Regions from separate parts of the Homo sapiens genome. Here region 2 is linked to region 1. Evidence: chromatin loops called from intact Hi-C (ENCODE). Cell type or tissue: endothelial cell of umbilical vein. All regions are shown on one strand. Each heading gives the region's core, and the rest is flanking DNA. Links, peaks and the distances in the headings are about the cores only. Region 1 overlaps DAPK1 (death associated protein kinase 1). Region 2 overlaps TUT7 (terminal uridylyl transferase 7).

Region 1 (7,658 bases), core at 1,760-5,759:
ATGAACATAAAGCTATTTAATAGATAAAGAGCTCCTACAAATTAATAAAAGTCTACAAACGTAGAGAAAAATGGGCAAAGAGTATGAATAGAAAGTTCAAAGCAGAGACAAATAGTTCTTAAACATACTTGAAAACATGCTTACACTTATTCATACTTAAAAATTGATGAAACTACACTTATCAAAGTAGCAAGAATCAAGCAGCTGTGAGACAGCGAAAGAAGCCAGCCAGCTTTCTCTTGTAGTTGGGCTGAAAACTGACTTACGGTCTATGAAGAGTAACTTGGTAACACATACAAGAATGACAGATGCATGTTCTCTTTCATCCAGCAATTCCACTTCTAGGAATTTACCTACAGATAGCTTCAACATTTTGTACATCAGCAATCATTGCAGAATTGCTTATAATAGAAAAATTAGAAAAGAATCCTAGAAGTTCACAGACAGAAAGGGTTAAATAAATGACAGTAAATCATAGAGAAGAAAAAGGCATGTCTTCCTATGTAGTAATGGAATGATTTTCAAGTTATGCTATGAGGTGAAAAAACAAAAAAGCCAAAGGCAGAACAATGTGTATAACATGCTACGATTTCAGTAAAAACATGAAAAAATTTATGTTTATTGTCTTAAATACACATAGAATATATATGGAATGATCTCAAGACTCACTAGAAGGAACTAGTCACTGGAGGGCAAGATACTGTCTTTGACTTTCGAACTGTGTGAATGTATTACATATTTCATTTTAAAAGATGTAAAGGGACCTGTCTGAGAAAAAAAATATAACTCTTGTTCTCCATAACTGGCCATTCTAGTTAAGTATTGTTGGTGACTACTGTCTTAGTCCATTTTCTGTTGCAGAATGGGCAATTTATAAATAAAAGCAATTTATTCAGCTCGTGGTCCTGGAGGCTGGGAAGTCTAAGAGCATGGCGCTGGCACCTGGTGAGCATCTTCTTGCTGCATCAAAACGTGGCAGAGGGCATCGCATGGCAAGAGGGCAAGAAAATGCTCACTAAATATGCTTGGGCCTCTCTTCCTCTTATAAAGCCACCAGTGGCACTCCCACGATAACGCATTAATCCATTAGCCCTTTCATCCACTAACCCACGTATGAATTAATCCATTCATGAAGGCTCTGCCTTCCCAATCACCTCTTAAAAGCCTCACCTCTCAACACTGCCATACTGGAGATTAAGTTTGAACATGAGTTTTGAGGGGATAAATATTCAAACCAAAGCAACTACCATAAGTCATCAAACTGCTAGATAAGAAGGTCTTCTCTTTCCTAAATGATGGGGAATAAAATTGCCAAAAGATTGGATAAAGCTGGAAAAAAAGTACACTAAATGAGATGTCATCCTTCTCCTCTTCTTTGTACCACAGTGCCCCAGTGCTGACATCCTAGCGGAAGGCAGGACATGGCAGCTGAGTTCTGACAGTGGAGACGGTCTCTGGTGCCCCTCCTTTCCTGTGATTCTTCAATGCCCACCCTGGACCTTGTCCTCATGGGATAAGAACTGGAGTCCCATGGACTGGCTCCTGGTCCCAGCTTTGAAACCTCATTCATCCATCTCACCAATATTCACTGAATCTCTAATCATACATTCAGCACCTCCCTGGGTCTGGGGCTAAAGACTGAATAAGACAGACAAGCACCTGCCTTTCCAGACCTTGACAATGGAGCTAGTGATGTGCTCCAGCCTGCCTGTGCTGGCTCACAAGAGACAACTGTTCATTTTTCAGGAATTTCATGACCTGGTTGCTAAACACAGACACCCTTAGGTGATACAGAATCCAACAATGCTTCAACCCCTGCAACAACACCAAAAGCTTAAAACATAGCTAGCACTATTGCAATCAGCAGTGCTGAAGCCAAAATGAAGCTCAGCTTAAGGAACATAATTTGTACAAGGTGAGAAATAGTCTAACAGTAGATCACATATTAGATTTAATGGTAATAAATTTACTAGGTAAAAAACTAGTGAATTGGAATGCAACTCTGTCAAACCATTGTCAGTCATAGGTTGGCCACAGTAAAAATCAATAAAAGCATTCTGTGAGCCTACATTGGCTGAATGGAATTTATAATAAAGAGTGCACATAGTTTGTTATTAGTTGTAAATTGTATTATATACCCTTTGTATCAGTACATGTATAGATATATGTGCATGTATATTTATACTGAGTATGTATATATACCTATGTATGTACGCACACAGGTATGTATGTATACACACACAAACATTTCAATTCACCAGTGCATTGAACTCTGCTGCCTCAAGCTTAACTTCTTTAAGCTCTGGTTTCCCAGTTTTTAAAAGAAGTATAGAAAACCACTTCCCACCTATCTTCGAGGGTCAAAAAGAAACCATATAGGCTATAAAATTGTTACCGATATCCTAATTCATCCCCCCAAAGTGGCGGATTTTTAAACACCTGCTTCAAACAACTTTCCCCTTGTCTTCCGGCTTTCAAGCACCTGTCTTCCTGTCTTCAACCTCTTTATTATCACAGGAAGAAGTGCAACCCAGAGAACAAGAGTTCCACAGAGCTGAAAACTGCTGTCTCCAGCTGTGCCTGTCCCTGTCTGAACAGGGAGGACTTGGCTCTCCAAGGTCCTTTCACAGCCTCACACCCCAGCAGTTCCTCCACTTCCTCCCAGAGTGCGAGGAGGCTAATTCACACCTTGTTGTGATGCTGGCAAGGCTCCTGAACCCTCAGCACCAGAAGCCTATTTTTCCATCAATCCGTTTACACAATTCTGGAACCCTCTGCTTCTTCTCCCTAGGTGCAACTCCAAGCTCTTCCTATAGAACTAATTTTAAGCCATAATTAAATCCTAACCTATTAGAACACATGATACACCTTTCTACAAGCATGAGAAGCAATTAAAACTTACCTGGGAAGAAGTCAATTCTATATTAAGACTTCCTTCTTCCTTTTGGAAGCTCCAATTTCCTTTTTTCTGTTTGTTTCCTTATCTTTATTAACAACAACAAAAAAAAGTCACAGCATTTCAGACTACTCAAACACACAAACACTAACAAAGGCACCCACAGTGACAGCCTCGTCCCTAGTGTCTGGATCAAAGGCCAAGCTGGAGAGCAGGTATGTCCTCTCGGCCCTATTCTCTCAGCATCCCATGGCTTCCCTCCCACCCCTACTTCACTGACACCCCTGAGAGCAGTTACAACTGTGCAGAAACAATGCCACTTTCGAGAAGGTTGGGCCCCACCTCATTGTCATGGAAAAAGACCAGATCCTGAGGAAAAGTCAGAAGCAGTGCTACCTCATTGCTTGGAGGATGCTGGGTGCTCCTGGGCCTGGCTGCCATCCCTGTGTCCCAGACATAGGGCAGAGAAAAAGGCAGAAGGACACTCCCCAATTGGCAGTACTGGGCAGCAGACAGAGCGGGCCACTGGTCACGTGACAGCCCCAATCCACCAGGCAGATGTCTCTGACATGATCAGCCAGACACTCCCAGGGAGTATGGCTTTGGTTCATAAAAGGTTTGGGTAAACTACTCTCCCAGAAATCATAGGAAATCAACCAATCATCCTCAGATTCCTGGAGCACCGGGGCAATACAATTGCCATTGGGTTGCAGCGAAGGGGGACACTGGTAAACACCAACCCTCCAAGAGGGCGGAAATACCACTCCTGTCTATTCCAGAGTACTTGGCATGGGCCAACAGCAGTCTTTTTATAGGGGCAACTGTGGAAACCTGAGAAGAGGAATGAAGGTAATGGTGCATGCGGGAGGTGCCTGCCATTGCTGCCTGCTCTCCAGGGCCCCTTGCTGAACCCAGTGATAAAGCTGGGGTTGGGACCAGGGGCATCGGCCGGGCCCAGAGCCCCAGCCCCAGGAAAGCAGACAGGGACAAAGGCCTAAACAAGCAGGACTGGGCACAGGGCCCCAAGCTAAGCTGCTCTTCCTCCTATCAGTCCGATGTTACTTACTCGACTTGGCCAAGGAGCACCTCTTGCGAAATCCTCTGTTCTAATCTGCTCAGAGCAGTGCTTCCTGCGATCTCTACTTTTTCTTGACTACACGTAAATCTTTTTTTTTTTTTTCCTGGAAAGATATTACTGGATGGATGCCTGTGACTCTTTTGAAGGGGTGGCTGATTTTACTGAGGGTGGAAGTTCATCTAACATTTTACAGCTGCCAAATACTGGGCGCGGGCCAGACTCTTCAGGCACCAACATGGATACCCACATAGCTGTGTAGACACTGATATGTCAGCAGAAACCTTTGTACATACGGTTCTACGCTACTCCACAGATACAGAGAAATAAGGAAAAAGTGACACTGCTAGAGAAAAGTTAAGCCATCTGGGCATGGTCAGATAACAGGCTAAAAAGACATTTGGCATAGTCTACAGTCATTTCCAGAAATTACCATCCTAGACCCACCTAGTAAACAGTTGTGAGGCTCCAATTTTCAAGCATCATTAAAAAAAGAGCAAGATTTGACAGGATTGACTGGCCGACATCAATGAGATTGACGATGGCAAAGGGTTAACATCAGTTTCCTTAGGTTTTCCCTTTTAAAGGGCAAATATGGCTGGGTGCAGTGGCTCACGCCTATAATCCCAGCACTTTGGGAGGCTGAGGTGGGTGGATCACCAGAGGTCAGGAGTTCAAGACTACCCTGGCCAACATGGCGAAACTCCATCTCTACTAAAAATACAAAAAAAAAAAAAAAAAAAAATTAGCTGGGTGTGGTGGGGCACGCCTGTAATCCCAGCTACATGGGAGACTGAGGCAGGAAAATCGCTTGAACCCGGGAGGTGGAGGTTGCAGTGAGCCAAGATTGTGCCACTGCACTTCAGCCTGGGTGATAGAGCCAGACTCCATCTCAGAAAAAAAAAAAAAAAAAAAAAACAACAACATAAACGGCAAATATTCCAGGGCAAACAACTGTGCTGTAAAAACGCAGGTTCAGCGACAGATGCGTGCTGCTTTCTTTCAGAAACCCACTACCCGTGCTATGGGGCAGATTGGGACCCAGGCACCCATGATCACTGGTGCCCATTTCCTCTTGTGTAGTAGAAATGCGGTCAACCACATTTTATTCCCACTAGACTCACCTTCCCATTCTGCTTTCAAATCTAAAAATATGACACTGGGACAAGCTAACATGGTAATAAGTACCAATAGATTTGGGGAAAATCATCAATGGGATGGAAAGGAAACAGCCATTTTATCTGAAGCTTACTCTACCCCAGCTAGCAGAGAGTGATCTGGGACCCACTTTGCACTTTTATGGGGCTGTCACCTCACAGGGTTATGCCAAGGATGAAAACGTGCACAACACACTATGCATCTTAAGGAACTTTTCGGCAATTCCTCAGTTTACCTTTAAAACTCACAGGAACCATGGCTACAATCCTTCAGTTCAGGATTTTGTAATTCTGACCAGTTAATGAAATGATCATCAGACAATAGGTGTTTCTGAAGGGTCTTGCAAGATGTGGGGAACAAAAGAATGATTACACTTTACGGGCTCACAATCTAGGAAAGATGGGCACACAGAGAGAGAGGTGGGGGAGAGAACAGTGGGGAGTCTCAGTGCTGGATGAATGTGTCAATGAGGAATTACCCCAGGAGTTTGCAAAAGGAGGACACTGCTTGAGTCTCAGGAATGCCTTCAGAGGGAAAATGGATTATAAACCCAGTCCACCGAGAAGAAGAGAGGCCCAGCAGATGGGTTCTGCAGATACTGACCACCTGCACCCCCGGAGGAAAGCAGTAATGTAGCAAGCCTGCTATCGGTGCCCACTAAGTGGATGCCCCTTCCTGGTTATTCTCCATCTGTCCCATCTGTCTGTCCTCCCCTGCCCCCAATCGCATTCTTCACTCTCCTACACACTGCACCACCCTGGGTGGCTCCCTGCAGGTGGTTCCTGTTAGGTTTGGCTAATGAGAGGCACTGGTGGGACTATGGGGGCAGGAAGAGAGAGGTTGTGATGTTTCTTCCCTGAAGTGGCATGTACTGGTGACCCCCCTCTATGACTCCAGTGCAGCCCTAGGCATGGTACAGGCTCCCCTTCTGCTGCCAGATAGTACGTACCTGACCATCCCATAACCTACATCCGGACCATCAGAAGGGCCCAGTTCCCTGCCAGCACCCTGACTGCCACACCTTCCTTTTGCACAATATCCTCCAAATCCACCCCTTCAAGCTTCTCCAATCCACCGAACCTAGCACATGGGAAAATGCCCCAATCGCAGGGTGCCTACATACTGTAGGAAGCATTCTTCACACCTCCTGCCAGGGGGCTGAAGAGCTAATTAAGCCATGTGGGCTGCCCCTGGCCACACACGCAGCATGCTAAACCATCCAGCCTGCTGGAAAGGCAGAAACCAGAGGCCTAAGAGAATAAGAAACAAGGAGTTACCTGACATTGAAGAAAAATTAGAAATCAGCCTGAAAAAAAAAATCACAGCTATTAGGCAGTTTAGAAACAATCACCAAGACAGCAAGCAGGATATCACCCTTGGGACAGAGCAGGGGGAAGCAAGGTCAGATAGCAATGGGAAGTTGCGGGGCCATGACTCATGACTCATGAGGCCTGCTCAGTAGGAAAGGCAAGGCAGAAACTCCGTGTTTGCCACGGCTGGACTTAACCCCAGGGAGAACGGGCCCGCTGGGAGAACCCGATATGGCCTAGACCACAGCTATGACCTGGCTGGCTCTTGAGCCCCAACAGTATGGATGCTGCAACGCTGGCAGTGTGCAAGAGGATCTGGAATCCAGTAGAGACACAAGGGAAAAATTGGAGTAATGCTGGAGACAGAATCCCAGCTTCCACACCAAGGAGAAGGGCAGAAGCTGGGGGGCGGCAAGTACAGCCAGAGAGTGAACTCCAAGTTGGCATAAAACAGCAAGAGGCCACATTCATCTGCATCCCTTCAGAGGCAGGGATGCGCTGACTGGGATACAAGCCCATAACTGTACAACTCTCTGCTTTGTGTTCTCCCTGGGGATTCAGCTGAGTGTGCGGTGAGAGCTGGGAGCTAGGGAAAGGGGGGCAAGGGCACCCGCTGACCACTGCAGGGAAATGGGGGGAGGCTGGTAAGACCGACCTGCAGGAAAGGGTCATTAGGAGTGGGCAGGAGAGGTCAGCAGGATGGACTCTGAGAATGGGAAGAAAACGGCAGCTACTTGCCCCGCAGCTCCTGCTCAAGAGCACCCTGGTGGAAGCTGTTACCCACGTGGTCCCCTTTGTTGATGACCACAGATCCACAGAGTTGGAAGGGATCCTCAGAGGCTATCAGCTCAATTTCCTCCCCAAATCGGCAATCTTTTCCTCAATATCCCCACCAGGTGGGTATTTAGTGCAAACACTGCAGTGTCCACCACTTGTGACCTCACTTGCAGTCTGCTCTGCTATTGGACAGCTGAGTTCTTCCTACTAAGCCAACCTCTGCCTCCTCATGGCTCCCACCACTGACCCCCAGTGCCCCCAAAACAAGCCTATCCCCATCCAAAAGACCATCTATGTGTGTTTTCATGGGCTTCAGAGCCAGAGAGGCTCAGAGCTCAATTTCAGTTCTGCCACTTACTCATTTCAGCATATTAAATTATTTAATCTCTTTAAGCCTTTGTTTATTCATCAATAAAACAGAGCAGGGCTTAGCAAATCATGG
Region 2 (7,658 bases), core at 1,292-5,291, 1.2 Mb after region 1:
AGTGGTTGTATAGAATGTGTTTCAAACTGGCCAGCACTTTTAAATAAATTTTTTTAGTTTAAATGCATTCAGGGAATATGGACACTTTCTAGATCACCCGATGCCTTTTCTCTTCATGTTATCTCACAGTGGCCAGTTCATACACTGGTTACCTATAAGGTGTTTGAATTTGTGTCCCATGCGTATAGAATACTTAAAAGCCAAAAGGTCGTCTTTTATCTTTACAAGGTCTTAGGATAAAAATGAAAGTCTCAAGCACTTATTAATATTAAATGGGGGGAAATGTGCTACTTGATTTTTTTTCTTTTTTCACAGATACTTCTAGTTGTCAGATCTGTTTATTTATATTTTATTTTATTTTTTGAGACGGAGTCTCGCTCTGTCACCCAGGCTGGAGTACAGTGGCGCGATCTTGGCTCACTGCAACCTCTGCCTCCTGGGTTCAAGCGATTCTCCTGTCTCATCCCCCAAAGTAGCTGGGACTACAGGCACATGCCACCACATCAGGCTAATTTTTGTATTTTTAATAGAGACAGGGTTTCACCATGTTGGCCTGACTGGTCTCAAACTCCTAACCTCCAGTGATCCACCCACCTTGGCCTCCCAAAGTGCTGGGATTACAGGCGTGAGCCACCACATTCAGCCTGATTTTTTTTTTTTTTTTTTGAGACAGTCTCACTGTGTCACCCAGGCTGGAGGTGCAGTGATGTGACCTCCTCTCACTGTGGCCTCTGCCTCCCAGGATCAAGCGGTTCTCATGTCTCAGCCTCCCAAGTAGCTGGGACTACAGGTGCACACCACCATGCCCAGCTAATTTTTCTGTTTTTTAATAGAGATAGGGTTTCTCCCTGTTGGCCAGGCTGGTCTTGAACTCCTGACCTCAAGTGATCGACCTGCCTCTGCTTCCCAAAGTGCTGGGATTACAGGCGTGAACTACCGCGCCTGGCCCTCAGATATTTTTAAATTTGAAAATTAAGAGTATATATTAATATCAAGTAGCAGAAACAGAATGAAGTGTTATAAAGGCGTTAAGTAGTAGGGAGACATAAAACTTAAATCTTTAAGCTAGAAATAGCTTGAGGAATTATCTGATGCAGTACTCTGTTGTAATATATCAAAAATGGAATCACAGTTTTACAAATCAGGCAGCTGCAGCTCAGAGAGGTTAAATTTCCACAGACCTGTTTATGCAGCGCGGTAAATGAGGAAGTAGAACTAAAATTGGGGACTCTGCTACTCTGGCCATTAACTCAGCCTCGCTGGACCTGAAATCCTGACGGCGGAGCCGAATATTTCTTGATAATTTCTGGGCTTTTGATTTGTGTTTTTCTTTATTAAAAATTGTGTATATTTAAGTGTTTCTGTATTACTGTCCAGGTGGGATGTGGGTATTTAATTTTGTTACCTATAGTCTTGTAGAAGTTGATCTTGAAAACCATTTCATTTTATTATTATTATTCTCTTTTTTGAGATGGAGTCTCGCTCTGTAGCCCAGGCTGGAGTGCAGTGGTGCGATCTTGGTTCACTGCAACCTCCATCTCCCAGGTTCAAGCAATTCTCTTGCCTCAGCCTCCTGAGTGGCTGGGACTACAGGCACGTGCCACCACACCTAGCTAATTTTTGTATTTTTAGTAGAGTTGGGGTTTTAGCATGTTGGCCAGGGGTAGTCTCGATACCCTGACCTCATGATCTGCCTGCCTTGACGTCCCAAAGTGTTGGGATTACAGGTGTGAGCCACTGCACCCGGCTGAAAAGCATTTTAAAAAGAAAGTTTATAGATCAAAAATTTGCAACTAGACATTAAAAGGAACTGTTGGCTGACCACAAAAACTTTTATATGTTTTCTTATTTTATGTGTATTCTTATAAAAGCAACTAAAGAAGTTGCTTTTAAGTGTATTTGAATAGGAAATGCATTTTGCTATTTTTTTATTGGAGGTAATTCAAAAGTTTGCATGTTTTTGCTGTATGACATACAGGTATATGCTTTCACAGTTATTAAGTAAAGAATTATTCAGTTTCTATCCCTTGAAAATCTTCATATAGGAAGCATTAAGCTTCGGTATAACATTATTTAGTTTAGAGAGATTCAACTGAAAGTATAAACTAAAAAGGATCTCATTAAAGAGATCGAAATTTCTTTATCAAAATTGTGTCTTAATAAGGAAGGGTATTATTCAACAATGTGAGAAGATATAATGGAAATTATGGTGGAGTTGCTTTTTTCCCCCCCACATACGGTACTACCTTCTGTTTTTTTCAGCTCTACATTACTGCCCCTACTTTAGCCTTCAAATGTCCTAGATTGCCAGTTTAATGTATTTGGGACATTGCCATTAATGATCTTAGCTGGAAAGCATCCACTCAAATACACATGTCCTTTGTGAACCATATGCAAATAAAATATGGGAAACTTGGAATGCCGAATATAGAGAACTCTTATTACAATAAATCTGAGGTAAGCCAGGTAGTCTTCCTCCAAGTAATTATGAGAATTTTTCTTTTTTCTTTTTTTTTTTTGAGATGGAGTTTCACTCTTGTCGCCCAGGCTGGAGTGCAATGGCATGATCTCGGTTCACTGCAACCTCTGCCTCCCGAGTTCAAGCAATTCTCCTGCCTCAGCCTCCCGAGTAGCTGGGATTACAGGTGCCTGCCACCACGCCCAGCTAATTTTTGTATTTTTAGTAGAGACAGGGTTTCACCATGTTGGCCAGGATGGTCTCGAACTCCCGACCTCAGGTGATCCACCTGCCTCGGCCTCCCAAAATGCTGGGATTACAGGCATGAGCTGCCACGCCTGGCCAAGAATTTTTCATCAGTACCTAGCTTTACCCTCCAAGAGTCCCTCCGGTGAGATTTTGACAGTTTTTACCATGCATGCCTGTGAAAGTAGGTTTAGAAGGTTATATTGCCTTTCAGTGCTAGTCCACTCTAGATGTGAATGGGTATGTTCCAAGAAGGGATTTTAGTAATTTCTTTCCAGTTTTTATGTTGTTAGTTAGAAGGCTGAATTTCAGGATTTCATCCTTTTTTTGTTTGTTTGTTTTTTAGACAGAGTCTCACTCTGTCACCCAGGCTGGAGTGCAATGGCGCAATCATGACTCACCACAGCCTCACCTCCTGGGCTTAAGCAGTCCTTCCGTCTCAGCCTCCTGAGTAGCTGGGACCACAGGAGTGAGTCATCTTGCTGGCTGATTTTTTTCATTTTTGCTAGAGATGACATCTCACTATGTTGTCCAGGCTGGTCTTGAACTTCTGAGCTCAAGCAGTCCTCCCACCTTACCCTCCCAAAGTGCTGGGAATTACAGGCATGACCCACTGCACCTGGCCCCATCCATATTTTAATCTATATTTTCAATCCCTTTACTTTGATTTAGCCATGTGTTCTTGGAGAAGTTATTCTCTTGGATTCGCATTGTCCCCATCTGTACAATGGGGACAGTATTAGCAGGATTGCTGTAGGGATTAAATAAGGCAGTACATATAAAGTGCTTTACATCTGTTGCATAATAAGATACACCATCATGGTAGCTGCCATTATCTGACAGAATTTCTGCAGCCATCCACTTCTGTATAAAAGCAGTAGGAGTTGATTGAGGTCTTTGGAGGAAGAGAGAAGTTACTCTTTCTAGAAAATGACAGCAAATATGGTTATATGGAGAAACCTTTGTGACCAGAAGAGAGGAAGAGTTTAAAAAAGGAATTCGGTTCCCTATCACTTACTGGCTTGTGAACTAATAGGGGCTTTTCTAAAGGGTATTGCAGTATTATTTTAAATTTATAGAGTTTTTGCCTAAGAAACCTGTAATAAACACTGAAGTTAGATGCAGTTTTTTTGATAATGTTTATAATGATAAGCAAACTAAATGAGAATGGATACATCTCTAAGTAAAAGAAGTGCTTATCTGAAAAAAAAAAATTGTTCAGACCAGAAATACTGGCCTTAAAAGATTATGATAATTTAATTGGGAGTCGGGGGAGTATTAAAAAGGAAATATTAAGGTAGCGCAAGGTAGCCTGATTTTCTGTTGAAATGACAACTTACCTTTTAGTATTTTATTTGTTCAGTGTATTTTGATTGATTTTTTAAAACTACTTTTCCAACACTTTAATTTTTTTTAATTTTTTAATTTTCTTATATTGTGGAAGGTGTTTGCAGAATTTTGAGATAGTCATCTCAGGTAGTTTTAGCACAATGCTTGCTGCTTATCCTTTAGCGCTCTCAGCAAGCTTTTTATAAAATTGGAGGTCCTATATTTCCTTTTCAGCCTGCCAGTTCATTGTAATTGCCATACTAGTAGTAATGAGTTCCTCTGAAAACTTGATGGAGGAATTACTTCATGTAGGGCTTTTCAGTAGGTTTATGTTTCCAAGCACTAATGTGTTACTAATAGTTTCATTTTTTAAAACTCGATATAAGTTATCAAAGCTATCTAAAACAATTTTTTATGGTTTAATCCCACAATCACTTTAACAAGTTGAAAAGTTATAAGTTTTAAAAAGGAACAGGATGATTTTTATTCATTATAAGGATTATAGAACTAATAGCAGAGTTTATAAACAAATGTACTTAGAGAAAACTTTTGTTTCAATGGCCAGTTGTTTTTTTCCTTTGAAATATGCTCAGTGTACAGGCCATTCAAAGAAGCTAAAATGAAGGTAAAGGTAAAATGAGAGATAGTTGTCCTTAGTAAATAAAATTTTGGCTTGGACTTCTTCATATTAACGGAGGGACCCGGCTTAGGTGTTATTGATGGCTAAATTTGCAACTAAATGATGATTTTTCACTCCAGATGAGTATATAGTTGATTTCTGAGTTGTCCAGGGGTACATTTTGCATTTTGCCTTATTGAGATTGTTCACTTATAGAAGATGAAAGCAAATGTGGCTGGTTTTAATGAGAATAACAGGTGTACTTACAGATATTATAGAATATGTAAGATATATTTACAATATGTATTGTAATATTTTAATATAATAGAATTATAGATATACTTGCCTTCAGAGTATAATTTTTCTGTTGCTTTGCTATGCTCAGCAGTATACCAGGAAGAGATAATAAAAATCAAATTGTATGATTGAAGTAGAATTCTTTTAAATTTTCCAAAAAGATGATTTCTATGGCTTAATGTCTACAGGTGATGTGCTCACTGAATACAGTATTAAAGCATTTTGTCCATAGGACAGCTACCTTTCCTTCTGCTCTGCATGCAGATGTGATTTATTCTCTCACATGATTTAATACATATGTAAGGTCTGCTTTTTACTCAGGAGTGGCATTATTTAATATTGCCAATAATATTTTTCCCCCACCTTAAGAAAACAAGAAGCAGAGGTCCAGACCTAGGAAGCCACGGAAGACTAGAAATGAGGAAAATGAGCAGGATGGAGACTTGGAAGGCCCTGTGATCGATGAGTCTGTACTTTCAACGAAGGAGCTGCTAGGCTTACAGCAGGCTGAGGAGAGACTGAAGAGAGACTGCATTGACAGGCTAAAAAGGGTAACATCCTTATATATATATTTGTTGGTTAGAATCCTGGTTTTAGCCTCAATTTTGTTGTTAATTGAGTATGCATGCTCTGATCAATTAGATATCCTACTTTGGTTATCAGTATTTAAGCACTACAAGTTAAAAGTGATGTCCAGTGTGATTTAATAGGATTAGGAGTCATTGCTATTATACTTAAAATGACTGTTAGGGTAGTGATAAAGGGAACAATAACAGTAGCAATTTTAAAAGTGAAGAAGAAGCCAGGCACAGTGGCATGCCTGTAGCCCCAGTTACTTGTGAGGTTGAGGCAGGAGGATTGCTTGAACTCAGGAGTTTGGGGCTGTAGTATGCTATAATGGTATCTGTGAATAGCCAGTTCACTCCAGCCAGGGCAACATAGTGAGACTCCTGTCTCTTTAGAGAAAAGAAATTGAAGGGGAAATCATTTCCTGGCTGATTTTGTTTATCTGAATGTTTGGTTTTACTTATGTCTCTCTCTAAATAAATCTCTTCAAATTATAGCGACCACGAAACTACCCTACAGCAAAGTACACCTGCAGACTCTGTGATGTTTTAATTGAATCCATTGCATTTGCCCATAAGCATATCAAGGAAAAGAGGCACAAGAAAAACATTAAGGTAAATTGAATGTAACCCAAACAAGTCTGCTTACTTGTTAGTTGTTATTACTTGTCATCTTTGTGGCTTTCTTCTCCTTAAGGCTATGATATTGATAACTTTACTGCTTTATTTATTGAATATATTTGAGCCAAAATACATAATACTGGTCAGATGTATTTTACTGGTTAATCTTGTGAATTTCCTTAAGGGCAGCATCAGGTTATATGAAGTCATTGATAGGACCCAGGTATATGTCCTTATACTAGTATTAAAGCAAACAATGTTTGTAAGTGCTGTTTTTAATATTCTTTCCTTACACTTTCTCCTTATGCCCACCTATCCTCTGTTACCACTGATCCACATTATGTGCATAAGGAAGTATGTATATGTTTGATAGGATGAAAACTAACACAGCTAAAATGAGAAGGGAGGGCTAAGAAAAAGAAAACTCTATAGGGTGTTGTCTTCATGAGTGGTAGAAGGTCAAAACTATGTGTAAGTCATTTTTAATCTCAACATTTGATCTTAAAAGGAGAAGCAAGAGGAAGAGTTGCTCACTACGTTACCCCCACCAACACCCTCCCAGATAAATGCAGTTGGCATTGCCATTGACAAAGTGGTACAGGAATTTGGCTTACACAATGAGAACTTGGAACAGAGGCTGGAAATTAAACGTATCATGGAAAATGTGTTCCAACACAAGTTACCAGGTATTTTCTAGATTTGTTTTTCTATTTAACTACCTAAAAGTACCTCATTCATTTCTCCTACCAATAGTAATTTTCATCAAATAAAAATTTATTTACCATGTCATGAAGCTCTTGTGTTTTCTATTTTTTTGTTTTTTGTTTTCCCTGGCTTTCCCTAAGGTAACAAGGACTTTCATATGCATTGTCATTATAAACCTGTTTCCATTATAAATTTTACCCTGTGTGTGAACTTTAAGTTGAATGCCCTGCATTATTGGGGCACTGTGGGACTCTTGTGTATGTATGTTTCCCTTTCCGCTCATCTAAATTGACACCATATTTTGAGTTAAAATCAAGAGAAGTATCCTGAAGTTATTTTCAGGTTATTCATGTCAAAAAAAAAAAAAAAGATTTTATTTAACTGTACTTAAGAGAATTGCAGCATCTAAAATGAACTTTGAAAACTAGTTTTAAGAAATTTGTATTGGATTTTGTGCACTGTTGAATTGATTTTCCAAGTTATGTCTGTCTTCTGCCTGTTTTTAACTTTAGACCTTTGGCATGATGGGGAGGGGGCACAACTATTTGGAGTGTATTACTATGAAAATTTAAGGTCAGGTATGTTCAATGCCTGACACAACTGCTGTCAATCCTTGATGGCAACAAACCCCACCCCACATCATCCCCCAACCCCCACTGGCCATTGCTGTTTAGGTAAATGGTTGGAATAGCTTCATCATTCTCAATTCTTGCTGTGCATCAGAATTATCTGTGAAGCCATGGACAACTATTTTTACAAAGCTCGACAAGTGATTCTGATCCACAGCTAGGGTTGGAATCATTATTTATATTTGTCA

The links. Hi-C counts contacts between places; a loop is a spot of excess contacts. Peaks named below come from ENCODE experiments on the same cell type or tissue, not always from the same donor. Only the 100,000 strongest peaks of a DNase experiment are listed, where the experiment ranks them.
Region 2: it touches region 1 in a loop (10-fold over the local background); 2 of 110 quality-filtered maps call a loop at or near these places.

Annotation. Positions count from the first base shown.
Region 1 is chr9:87,515,337-87,522,994 of GRCh38, reverse strand. All of the region lies in intron 2 of DAPK1 (death associated protein kinase 1), which reads right to left. Among named protein-coding and RNA genes, the nearest start is that of DAPK1, 21 kb to the right of the region's middle. In endothelial cell of umbilical vein, for the core only: no CTCF peak of the experiment used is centred there; a DNase peak (open chromatin) is centred at 4,064; H3K27ac peaks cover 64 bases.
Region 2 is chr9:86,344,141-86,351,798 of GRCh38, reverse strand. TUT7 (terminal uridylyl transferase 7) reads left to right here. Exons shown (of 27, transcript NM_024617.4): 3 at 5,319-5,500; 4 at 6,014-6,130; 5 at 6,645-6,822. Among named protein-coding and RNA genes, the nearest start is that of TUT7, 6.4 kb to the left of the region's middle. In endothelial cell of umbilical vein, for the core only: no CTCF peak of the experiment used is centred there; a DNase peak (open chromatin) is centred at 3,158.